Regions from separate parts of the Homo sapiens genome. Here region 2 is linked to region 1. A link is a contact called in ENCODE Hi-C or POLR2A ChIA-PET data. All regions are on one chromosome and are shown on one strand. The core of a region is the stretch at or near the end of the contact, and the rest is flanking DNA. Distances in the headings are between cores, read along the strand shown.

Region 1 (6,031 bases), core at 1,075-3,574:
TGAAGTAAGAGTCAGAAAAAAATCTGTACATGTAAATAGATGTATATGGAATCACCTCATAATGTCACGGTGATTGTTTATGGAGAGTGAGGTTGCAGGTGAGTTTTATTTTCGACCCCACCTCTGGTACTCATGACCTTTGTGTGGCCCTCTCCCACTCTGTAACAGGGCGAGTTTGGGTGACCTATAGAATACAGCAGAAGTGAAGGTTCGTCACTCCCCACTGAGGCTATATAAAGGGCTGTAGTTTCCATCTTGGACACTGTCTCTCTTGCTCTTTCTCTCACATCATTTATTCTTAAGGGAAATTTTGTCCTGAGAAGCACTATAGAGGGGCCCAGCCATGGCCTCCTGCCAACAGCCACATGAGTGAGCTTAGAACCAGACCCTAGCAGGCCACTGATGCAATCCATCTGTAGTCCCAGCTAGTTGGGAGGCTGAGGCTAGAGAATTACTTGAGCCCAGGAGTTCAAGGCAGCAGTGAGCTATGATCACAACGCTGAAAAAGCAGCAGATCCTGCAACCTGCCAAGGCTTCACATGAGAATAGCCCTGACAACATCTGGACTGCAACCTCTTGAGACTCCCTGAGTCAGAACTACCCAGCATATTTCAGACGAGACCATAAAAGAGGAAGAAAAGAACCACCTGGCTGAGCTGCTCTCAGTGATAGTGAGATAACAGATGTTTGATATTTTAAGCTGCTGGGTTTTGGAGATAACCTGTTACACAACAACAAATAACTAACACAGTATTTTCCCCGCAATTTTCAAGTTCTATATAATGTACATATATTGCCTTACAACCAGAAAAAAAATGTTTTCAAAGATCAAGTAAATCCTTCATTCCAGTGTGATACAGAACAACCTGTTCAGTTGTCTGTCTGAGTACCATCACTGCTTTGCACACCTGTACCCACTGAAGTCCATGTGGTAAGACACCAGCTACACACCAGGGAGGCCTGAACAGGGGTTGGTCTTAATTTGGTTTTGCCAGAGAACTTCGTGTTGCAAAACATCCCATAAAAAGGGATGATTCTTTTCGTGTGATGCAGGTCTTGCAAATGTAGCCAAAAATCAGTTAATTCCCTCAGGAAATTGGATAACATTTAAACCTGGTTAACTGCCTCAAACGTTGTATAAAGTAATAAATAGCATTTGACTATTACCAACAGCTACATTTTGTTTATAGAGGATTTTCTTTCTTTTATTTTTTTTTATTATTATTTTTTTTTAGAGACAAGGTCTCCTTCTGTCGCCCAAGCTGGAGTGCAGTGGTGCAATCACGGCTCATTGCAGCCTCAACCTCCCAGGCTCAAATGATCCTCCCAGCTCAGCTTTTTGGGCACCTGGAACTACAGGCACATGTCACCACACCCAGCTTGGATTTCCCAAAATTGGAAATGTACATTTTTCTTTTGAAGGTCAGTGGGCCTAGAACAAAATGTGGCATGGTAGGGAGAATGCTGTCCTTGAACCTGAAGCCTTCCCTCTGCCAGGAACAGCTCTGTGGCTCTGCAACAAGTCACTTTGCCTCTCTGGCCAGTTTCCTTATATGTAAAACAGCAGTGTTGAATATACTATCTCTAATGACTCCAAAAATTTGTTACCCTATATAGTCTTGCTTTAACCTACCATGGTATTTTGGCTCTTGAATGACAAGCCTGAGCCCCCACTCATGATGGATGTTGCACTATCCAGTATGGAGGCCACTATGTGCATGTGGCTAAATTCAAATTAATTTAAATGAACTAAAATTAAAATGTATTTCTCTGTTGCAGTAGCCATGTTTCAGGTGCTCCATAGCACCTGCAGCCAGTGGCGATGTATGACACAGCGCAGAGTTAGAGCACTTCCACCATCACAGAAAGTTCTACTGGACAGCTGCTCTAGGGCCTCACCTCTCCAAGTGTGGTCCACGAACCAGCAGCACCACATTACCTAGGAGCCCTTAGAAATGTAGACTGGGCTCAGACTGGGCACAGTGGCTCACGCCTGTAATCCCAGCACTTTGGGAGGCCAAGGCAGGCTGATCACCTGAGGTCAGGACTTCAAGACCAGCTTGGTCAACATGGTGAAACCCCGTCTTTACTAAAAATACAAAAATTAGCCAGGCGTGGTGGCAGGTGCCTGTAGTCTCAGCTACTCGGAAGGCTGAGGCAAGAGAATCGCTTGAATTCAGGAGGCGGAGGTTGCAGTGAGCTGAGACTGTGCCATTGCACTCCAGCCAGGGCAATAAGAGTGAAACTCCGTCTCAAAAAAAAAAAAGAAAAGAAAGAAAGAAAAGAAAAGAAACGTAGACTCTTGGGCCCTACCCCAGATCAGCCGAATCAGAATCTGGATTTTAACAAGATTCCCCAGTGCCTCCTGCAGGTGTGAGTTTGAGAAGCCCTGCTATAGGGAATGTTCTCTGCTGAGCAGGTGACTGGAAGGACAGAGTGGTGGTTAGATGTGTGTCCTCGGCCGGATGCAGTGGCTCATGCCTGCAATCCCAGCACTTTGGGAGGCCGAGGCTGGAGGATCACTCGAGCCCAGGAGTTAGAGACCAGCCTGGGCAACATAGGGAGACCTTGTCTTTACAAAAACATAAACAAAATTAGCCGGGCATGGTAGTGCATGCCTGTGGTCCCAGCTACTTGGGAGGCTGAGGCAGGAGGATCACTTGAGCCTGGAAGGTCAAGGATGCAGTGAGCCAAGATCGTGCCACTGCACTCCAGCCTGGGCAACAGAGTGAGACCTTGTCTCAAAAAAAAAAAAAAAAAAAAATTGTGGCCTCTGTGACCACACTCAGCGGATGTGTAGCCTGGCTACTTCTTGGCTGTGTGAACTTAGGCAAATTTCTTAACCCTTCTGGGCTCCAGTTTCCTTATTCAGAAAATAGTATCCATCTCATGGGAAACTCTGAGGCCATAACAATATAAGACAATTATCACAGTGCCTCCCTAACACACAGTAAGTGCTCTTTAAATGACAGTTTTGTTATTTTGGGGTTCTGCAAGGTTTCAGGTTTCTGACAACCCCAGGCCTTGAGATCCAATGCAGACAACAGGCCAAGAGCGGCTCTTCTCCTTTCTGCCACAGGGTGGCGCTGTGTCACAACGTCCTTTCCTCTCCCGCAGACTTGGAGCTGGCTCCCCGGCAGGAAACCAGAATTTGAGATTTCCGCTGTCTCTGTTTCCGATTACTAAGCACGACCGGGCAGCCTGGACACCGATCCAAGCATTCATCTGGCAGATAATAGGAAAACAGTCCTCAGCTTTGTATCCAGTTGGAATGCAAAAGTAAGGGTCGAACCAAGAGTTCAATAAGGGCTGTGTGAAAGTGGTCGTGGAAGCCGGAGACTCCTGATGGAGGGCTGGGGGCAGGGAAGTTTCGGATTTTCTGTATCAGCTGTGCAACGACTTGTGTTCCTTGAACCACATGTTCAAACTACAGCCCTTTGCTGGCCAAGTATATGGGTGTGTGTGTGGGCGGGGAGTCGGGGTGGGGAGCCTGTGGGAGGTGTGGGTGTGAGAAGGAGAGACAGAGAGAGGATTTTTAATGTTTTGAAACAGGGTCTTGCTCTGTTCTCAGGCTGGAGTGCAGTGGTGCAATCACAGCTCACTGCAGCCTCGACCTCCCTGGCTCAAGCAATCCTCCCGTCTCAGCCTCCTGAGTAACAGGGGCCACAGGCATGTGCCACCATGCTCGGCTAATTTTTTATTTTTGGTAGAGATGGGAGTCTCCCTATGTTGCCCAGGCTGGTCTCAAACTCCTGGGCTCAAGGGATCCTCCCATGTCAGTCTCCCAAAGTGCTGGGATTACAGGTATGACCCGCCGTTTCTGGCTGGGATTTTTTAAGGAGTCGATTTCTAAAGTTTCTCAAACTTGAGCCTACCTCACAGTCACCTGGGGAGGCTTGATTGCTTGGCCATAGTCTCAGAATTTTCAATTCAGTGGGAGGTCTGGCCTGAATAATTTGCATTCCAAACAAGCTCCCAGGTGATGCTGACGCTTCTGATCCAGGGACCGCCCTTCACTACCCTAAACTGAAAAGCTCACCTGGACCAAATTAGATACTCCTAGTTCAAGAGAAGGACATCACTCCAGAGGAAGTTCCTTTAACACCCCACCCATGGTGACACCCTCAGCACTCTTAGGAACCTCTTAAGTCCCCCTTGGGCCATGTCAGGGGACTTGTCAGCCTGAAACCCCATGTGGACAGGAAAAGTGGCTACAGGGCCAGGAGCTAGGGTTATTCCCAAGTTAAGGTCCCCACTTCCCTCCAGACTCTTAATTCATAACTCTTGCTGTGTCCTGAGAAGGGTGATTAAGACCCTCAAAACCCTGCTTAGTCCCACTTGTGGCACCAAACCTGCGGAGAGCACTCTTTTTGCCTGATGCCACCAGTCCAAAGCAGAGTCACTTCCCCCTAGAAATAGGAAACAGCAGAGGTCTGGATGATTCTGATGGGGGTGTTGGACATTTCAGAGGGAGGGTGGACAACTCAGATGGGACCCCCACTGGTTGATACAGGCTGATTGGAACAGTCATGACCAGAGAGAGTGTCCTAAGAACAAGCCTGTGTCCTCCTCTGAGTTCCTCAGGCACTAGGGCCTCTGCATGTATGGCACTGATCATATACTGCCTGGCCATGAGTCGTGAGCTTTGCTATTCTTTTAAAAAGAGTATGTGGCCCAATCAGGATGTGCCAGGCTCAGCACCAAGCTTGAATGGGAGCCCACATCCTCACAATGGGGAAAACACGCAGATGTCAAAGCACATCTCACATATGTGTAGTGGGCCTATGTATGCAGCTGCCAGGCTCTGAGCCTTCTTTGAGTTCCCCTAAAACCTAGTTTCCCAAGCAGTGCAGTGAGGCCCACTGGTGGGCCATGAGATGAGTAAGGGAGGCCAGAAGCTAATGTTTTAAGTCTAAATAGTTTTAAGGAATAGCTATCTTTATAAGGTTGAGATAAAGATAAAATAAATTTGGTAAAAGTAAGGTGAGTTGATTTAGAGAACAATAATAGGCTATAGGATAAGTGCTTATCTGAAGTTTGGGAAACACTGGCCAACAGAATTCACACATGCAAAAGTGTGGGTGAGTAACGGAGACTTCACTGGAGACTTCATGGTAGCAATTGAGGAGGGGTCTTTATGTAGCACAGCCCACATCCCACACAGCCATAGGACCCCACAGGACTCATTTTCATTCTTCCCAAGTCCATTCATGGCCACACAGTCACGGGATCTTTTTGTGTTTTTGTTTTGAGACAGGTTCTCGCTCTGTCGCCCAGGCTGGAGTGTAGTGATGCTATCTTGGCTCACTGCAACCTCGACCTCCCTGGTCTCGGGTGATCCTCCCACCTCAGCCTCCCAAGTAGCTGAGAACACAGGCATGCACCACCATGCCTGGCTAATTTTTTGTACAAACGGGGTTTTGCCATGTTGCCCAGGCTGGTCTCAAACTCTTGAGCTCAAGCCATCCGCCCCCCCTCAGCCTCCCAAAGTGCTGGGATTACAGATGTGAACCACTGTGCCCAGTCCACTGGGTCTTTCTTTTTTTTTTTTTTTTTTTTTGAGACAGAGTCTTGCTCTGTTGCCCAGGCTGGAGTGCAGTGGCGTGATCTCGGCTCACTGCAACCTCCGCCTCCCGGGTTCAAGCGATTCTCCTGCCTCAGCCTCCCAAGCAGCTGAGACTACAGGCACGTGCCACTACGACCAATAATTTTTTGTATTTTTAGTAGAGACGGGGTTTCACCGTGTTAGCCAGGATGGTCTTGATCTCCAGACCTTCTGATCCGCCTGCCTCGGCCTCCCAAAGTGCTGGGATTACAGGCGTGAGCCACCGCGCCCGGCCTGGGTCTTTTTATTGTCTGTGTTTCTGCCACTTGGGTGCAGATTCCTGGCTCCATACAGGGGCCACACCCTACATCACCACCTTCAGTTCTTTCCCTTTATTATGAAGAAGATTCAGCTGTCTCCCAAATTCCACCCCAAACTCTGAAACTGGGGAAAGTTTATATAGTTTATATTGTAAAGGTCAATGAA
Region 2 (6,400 bases), core at 3,844-6,343, 100 kb after region 1:
AAAGACAGGGGGAAGGTGGGGGATTACAATTCAATATGAGATTTGGGTGAGGACATAAATCCAAACCATATCACTGATACGTCCATGTTAGGACATTTGCATTTTGTTTTGTTTTGTTTGTTTTTGAGACGGAGTTTCACTCTTGTTGCCCAGGCTGCAGTGCAGTGGCACAATTTTGGCTCACCGCAACCTCCGCCTCCCAGGTTCAAGCGATTCTCCTGCCTCAGCCTCCCGAGAAGCTGGGATTACAGGCATGCGCCACCACGTCCAGCTAATTTTGTATTTTTAGTAGAGACAGGGTTTCTCCATGTTGGTCAGGCTGGTCCCAAACTCCCGACCTCAGGTGATCCGCCCACCTTGGCCTCCCAAAGTGCTAGGATTACAGGCATGAGCCATAGCGCCCGGCCGGACATTTGCTTTTAATCTGGAAACCAGTTTAGTCATTCCTTCAATTTGATGTACCAGTCACATAAGCAGGTATTCAGTAAGGCAGATCCTGCTGAATGTCTAACTGCAGCAAGAGAGCGAGAGACCTGTTGCTCAGAAATGCATATTACACAGAATTGAAGTTTAAAATGCCTTAACTAGTTAAGGGATCTCAACCAAGTATGGGAGGCATTGTCAGTATTACCGCTTTCTGCAATCTTTCTTTTACTAACTACCCACTCCAAAACCCTAGTACCTGCCTACCCTACACTATTCACAGAAATAACTTTCAGATGTATTAAACCCAGAGTCAGCCAACTTTGCAAGCCACATGCTCTCTATTGCAACTACCCAACTCTGCCACTGTAGGAGAAAAGTACCTATTCACAATTTGTAAATGAAAGAGCATGACTGTGTTCCAACAAAACTTTATTTACAAAAACTCACGCTGCTAACTCCTGGATTAAACTGACCAGGGAGAAAGGAAGAAAAGAAGGAAAGAAAGAGAGGAGTCTTCTAAAAATATTAGAAGAAAATATAGAGGCAGGGAAAGCCTTCCTAAACAAGATATAAAAAGCAAAAGCCATAAAAAGCTGCTAAACTTAACCACATCAAAATATAAAAAGTCTGCATGCAAAAGATACTTTGAACAAAGTTAAAAGTCAAGACATTCATTTCTAAAAATTGATATATATATTTGCATACTGCATATATAGAAAAAAAGAGTTCTGATTACTGAAAAAGAAAAATCACTGAACAAACCATCAGAAAATAGACAAAGTATGTGAAACCTGAATTACCAGTAAACATTTTAAGGGATGCTCAACCTCATTAGAAATAAGGGAAATGAAAATTTGGTTTTATCAGGCATTGATAATGGTGAGGGTGAGGTTTCTCAACCATGACACTATTGACATTTTGGGCTGATCAGTCTTTGTGGGAGGCTGTCTCATGACTGTAGGATGTTTAGCACCATCCTGGCCCCCACCTGCATGATGCCACTAGCACCATGCCCCAAAAGTTATGACAACCAAACTGTCTTCCAGACAAAATCATCCCTGGATAAGAACCACTGTTGCAGAGGGAAGATTATTCTCCTGGACTGCTGGTGGGAATGTGATATGGAATAACCACTTTGGAGAACAAAGTGGCAGTATCTACTGAAATTTAAAATATGCACATCCTATAACTTAGCAGTTCACTTCTTAGCATCTCTACCTAGAGAACAAAGGCATGTGGTTACCACAAAGTATGTTTGCAGTGTCGTTTGTAACGATAAACCTGGGAACAACTTAAACATCCACCAACAGGACGATGACAAAATAACCTATGGTATTTCCATTCTGAAGATAATATTTAAAGACAATGAGGTAAAGGTGGAAACAACCCAAATGTCCATCATTGGATGAATGGATAAACAAAATGAGATAGAGACATACAACAGAATATTATTCAGCCTTAGAAAGGAGTACAATTCTAGCTCATGCTCCAATGTGGATGAAGCCCGAAGACATCATAAGTGGAATAACCTAGACACAAAAGGACAAACACTGTATGATTCCACCTTTGTGTACCTAGAATAGTCAAATTCAGAGAGACAAGAAGTAGAACAGTGATTCTCAGGAACTGTGAGGAGGGGAAAGTAGGCTGTTATGTTTAATGATTTCAAAGTTTGGGATGATGGAAAAGTTCTGGATTTGGATAGTGATGATAGTTGCACAAGAATGTGAATGAACTTCATGCCACTGAACTCTACACTTAAAAATGGTTAAGATGGTAAATTTTATGTATATTTTACCACATTAAAAAATGAATGGGGTAGATTTCTATGTATTGATATGAAAAGATTTCAAAGATGTAATATAGGGTGAAAAAGAAAAAAACACATAGATTTAAATACATACCTATGTATCTAATTGCATAGGAGGTAGGAGTGTCTATTTGAGGAGGATCCTGGCTTAAGGATGGTACTTAAAGAGGATTTTGGTGTCATCTACGTTTTAATTTTTTGAAAGGAGAATGTATTCATGTATTACTATCGGGTTTTTAATTAATAATTACTGCTTAGAATATCTCTAGAAAGAAAACTCAAGAAACCAGTGACATTGTCTCCAGGGAGGGGAAATCTGGGTGCTTGGGAGAGAGATGAGAGGGAGACTTCACTCTGTTCACTCTTTTGTACCCCTTGAAATTTGAACTATGTGACATTATTACCTACGCAATTAAAATTTACAAATAAAGTCAGCAGTTAGAAAATTCTTCCTGAATTTATATTAATTCAAAACAACTGACTTTTGTTCTTTGTAGCTCCCACAGTCCATTCCTTCCCATCCTGCCTTTAAAAAACTCTCACGCTCCAGGCGTGTTCCCAGAGTGTCATTGTTAATGACTTTTTCCCACGGAATCATGTTGTCTAAGCCACAAAGAATTTAAAACTTCACAAAAGTCCTAGCTTTGGCTCAATTTTCTATCACAGCCACTCTGTGAAATAGGTGTTAGTCTTTTGTGTTTCTAAGTTCTCAGAACAAGCCTGAGCAAAGCCAAAAGTCAGGCTTACAGTCCTGGAGGCTTTGATCTCGATTTCCTTGCCTTTCCTCCTGGGAATCCCTGTGACTGGTAGCATCCTTCTGTTAAGGACATACTGTATCCAAGGGGAAAGACGTCTGGGTTCTGGTCCTGACTCTGTTACCCTTGGTGAGTGGTCAGCCTCATTTTACCCAGTCTCACAGGCTGTAAAATGGGGATGGTATAACCCTGACTGTTTCGGTTCCTCGGGGTTATCCTAGGGAGAGATGAAGACGGCCTGGCTGAAAGTCCCTGCATTCTGCCTCAGGAAGGACCTGCATCTCTCACCCCAGCTTTATCCCCCACTGATGAGTACCCTGTGCTTGTGCCCTAGGTACGTACCTGTGGGCATCATGTTCCTTGTTGGAAGCAAGATCGTGGAAATGAAAGACATCATCGTGCTGGTGACCAGCCTGGGGAAATACATCTTCGCATCTATATTGGGCCATGTTATTCATGGAGGAATTGTTCTGCCACTTATTTATTTTGTTTTCACACGAAAAAACCCATTCAGATTCCTCCTGGGCCTCCTCGCCCCATTTGCGACAGCATTTGCTACCTGCTCCAGGTGAGTGGGTTTTGGGTCTCTTCACTGCTCTGAGCCATGTTAACATGGAACCAGGTGAGCCCAGTGGTAGATGCACAACCAGTGTCTTGACATACTTTAATTCCTGGAAAACTCTAAATCGGTCTTCTGTTATTTTTTTGTTTTTTCTTCTTTAAGAGACAGGATCTTCCCGTGATTGCCCAGGCTGGTCTCGAACTCCTGGGCTCAAGTGATCCTCCCACCTCGGCCTTCCGAATAGCTGTGATTACAGGCATGCACAGCCACACCAAGCCTCACATGATTTCTTAAAATGACCAGCCCCAAAGCTTTTCTGTATTCCCCTGGGGTGGGTTTCTGTTTCATTTACTATTCTACTGAAGTTACCTCATTCTCTTCTCCCTCTTGCTCCTTAGAGGTCAGCAGATCATTAGTTAGCCCAGCTGCGGGTCCCTCACCCTAATTAGGAAGACCTTTCCCTGAGTAAAAGAAGGCAGCCCACCTAACTCAAAAATGCATTGCAGGGAAGTTTCTAGAATGGTTCCTGCCCAATTCTCCCTTTCTGGATATGTGAATTAGAAAACGAGTCTGAGGCACCGTGGTGAGGGATGGATGCTTAGCCCTCTAGGAGTCCACAATAGTGTGGGATTGTCTCATTTGGCACAAGAGATGCATCCTGTCATTCACTGGAAAACCTTAAAAAAAAAAAAAAACACTGGGTTTTCCAAATATGTTAAAACTTTCAAAGGACGGCAGCACGTCGTTTCATTCACACATTTAGTTTTGCCTCTACTGCTCACTTCCTCCCAATCTGGATGGCTATTTATATAACACAGAGGTGGGAGTAAAAAAAAAAAAAAAATTAGGGAAGGAAGTTCCTCTGGCCTAGACAAAAACCTGTTTCTCAGCTGCACCAACTAACCTCTGCAGAGCCCGCAGAGCCAGCTAGAGGGAGCAGGTACTGTTCTTATGGTTATCTACTTAGTTATTCTTCCAAGCTCACAGAGCCATTTCTGGGTTTTGGCCTAAAAGAAAAAAAAATCATAGTTTACCATTTACTTTTGGGAGGGGAACACTCAAGAGAGGAGATGCACATGTAGAGAAACTAGTTGTTTGTTCTCTCGGGAACGTTTTGCACCGGGAGGCAATGTGCAGTTCTTAAGAAACTTGGAACACGTGAATCCAAGTAAATGACAGAATAGGTAAATGAAGGCAGTCATATTTTAAGTATCTTGGGAGTTGCCAAAGCCTCATGTTGTGACAGAAGTTTTAAAGTGATTCTGTTTTTTCCCTTATTTCAAGAGAAGAAAGCCAGAAACGAAGATGGTGCTAATTGCTCTGTTCTGGGGTCTGAGACAAGACACATGTTAGCCTGCCTCGGACTGTTGTCATGTCTGGCGGTTTGTTTTTCCCATTTCTAGCTCAGCGACCCTTCCCTCTATGATGAAGTGCATTGAAGAGAACAATGGTGTGGACAAGAGGATCAGCAGGTTTATTCTCCCCATCGGGGCCACCGTGAACATGGACGGAGCAGCCATCTTCCAGTGTGTGGCCGCGGTGTTCATTGCGCAACTCAACAACGTAGAGCTCAACGCAGGACAGATTTTCACCATTCTGTAAGTTCCTCATTCTTTCCCTGGCTCAAAACTGAAGGCTTTTCTTGTGATTTCCTTTGAAAAACCAATCTCACCACAACTTGGTGTCTCGCTCATAAAATGAGGACAGTGGGGATTCATTACTTGAAGAGCGTGTGTTGACTCTCAAGGGCGTAGCCAGCAGAGCCTATGGTGGGGCGGTTTTTAGTTTCCAGCCACATTGCAGCTGCATGGTCTGCATTTCTCTGTGTCCACTCCACGCTCTATGTTAATGGCTGGCCCTGCTCTGCCATCCCTTAGAGTGACTGCCACAGCGTCCAGTGTTGGAGCAGCAGGCGTGCCAGCTGGAGGGGTCCTCACCATTGCCATTATCCTGGAGGCCATTGGGCTGCCTACTCATGACCTGCCTCTGATCCTGGCTGTGGACTGGATTGTGTAAGTAACAAGTCCTGAGAACACCAAAAAGAGTCTGCACTGAGTTCCCTAGGAGCTTAGCACTGCTGGGCCTGGGCCATGCAGAGAAACTTCAGACACACTCCAGCCTTGTGAAGGAGGCTACAGTGGAGCTAAAAGGGCAAGATTTAGAGCTAGGAAAAATTAAACAATATGAGAGTCACATGCCCCCAAACATCCAGGAATGACCATGAGATGTCATTACCAAGAACTTGCTTATAGCATCCAGTAAAGCAGGGGTCCACAGCTGAGGCCCTCAGCGCAGGCCCAAGGGACACGAGGGTCTATGGAGTTGCTGACTGCATAGGAGTAATAAGTCGATGGAGCAGTGATCCTTTGGGAATGATTGTCCCTGGCCTGGAAGATTCTAAGGAGTGATTTCTGTGAGGGGAGGGAGGATGAACCATGCTGATGTGAGTGACTTGGGCTTGGGCTCAGCAGAGGAGGAGGTAGGGAAGAAGGTGTGATCCAGACCACATCTCTGGGGCTGCTGTGAAGACACAAAACAGTTTCTGTGCATGGATTCCTTGAGTCACATGATACCTTTTGCAGGCATGAATAATATCTATTTTATAGGGAAGGCTGCCTGAGGTACTAAAGTTGAGACAGTAGAGCCTGTGGGTAAGAAAATGAGCCCTGGAGCCCAGGTGCCTGGATTGAAATCCCAGATTTGCCATCTAGTAGTTGTGTAATGTGCACTGTGTGTGCTTTGGTCTGCTCATCTGTAAAATGGGAATGATCATAGCACCCACACCAGGGTTGTGGGGAAGATTGAGCGAGTTAGCACGGGAACAGCACACAGAATAATGAGCACGTG

What was found. A loop is a pair of places that touch in the nucleus more often than their neighbours do. ChIA-PET counts read pairs that join two places held with the same protein, here RNA polymerase II (POLR2A). Pooled maps may share reads with other maps.
Region 2: a loop to region 1 is called in a map of B cell, with 8 times the contacts of the local background. The contact joins two enhancer-like sites. A Hi-C loop is called at or near these places in 2 of 168 maps with a recorded cell type or tissue (B cell and body of pancreas), 7 of 37 single-sample maps with no recorded cell type and 9 of 50 pooled maps. POLR2A ChIA-PET finds 5 or more read pairs at or near these places in 8 of 52 experiments (AG04449, B cell, GM10248 and 5 more).

What each region holds. Positions count from the first base shown.
Region 1 is chr2:64,914,734-64,920,764 of GRCh38, forward strand. The region is part of intron 1 of LINC02245 (long intergenic non-protein coding RNA 2245); the gene reads right to left. Among named protein-coding and RNA genes, the nearest start is that of LINC02245, 15 kb to the right of the region's middle. RefSeq lists enhancers at 759-838, 1,752-1,941, 2,312-2,361, 3,372-3,451. Within about 2 kb of position 2,325, at least 25 of the 41 ENCODE cell types and tissues checked have a DNase peak (open chromatin) inside an H3K27ac peak, as active enhancers do.
Region 2 is chr2:65,013,115-65,019,514 of GRCh38, forward strand. SLC1A4 (solute carrier family 1 member 4) reads left to right here. Exons shown (of 8, transcript NM_003038.5): 5 at 3,326-3,559; 6 at 4,957-5,151; 7 at 5,431-5,565. Among named protein-coding and RNA genes, the nearest start is that of LINC02576, 14 kb to the right of the region's middle. RefSeq lists an enhancer at 3,912-3,991. Within about 2 kb of position 5,094, at least 8 of the 41 ENCODE cell types and tissues checked have a DNase peak (open chromatin) inside an H3K27ac peak, as active enhancers do.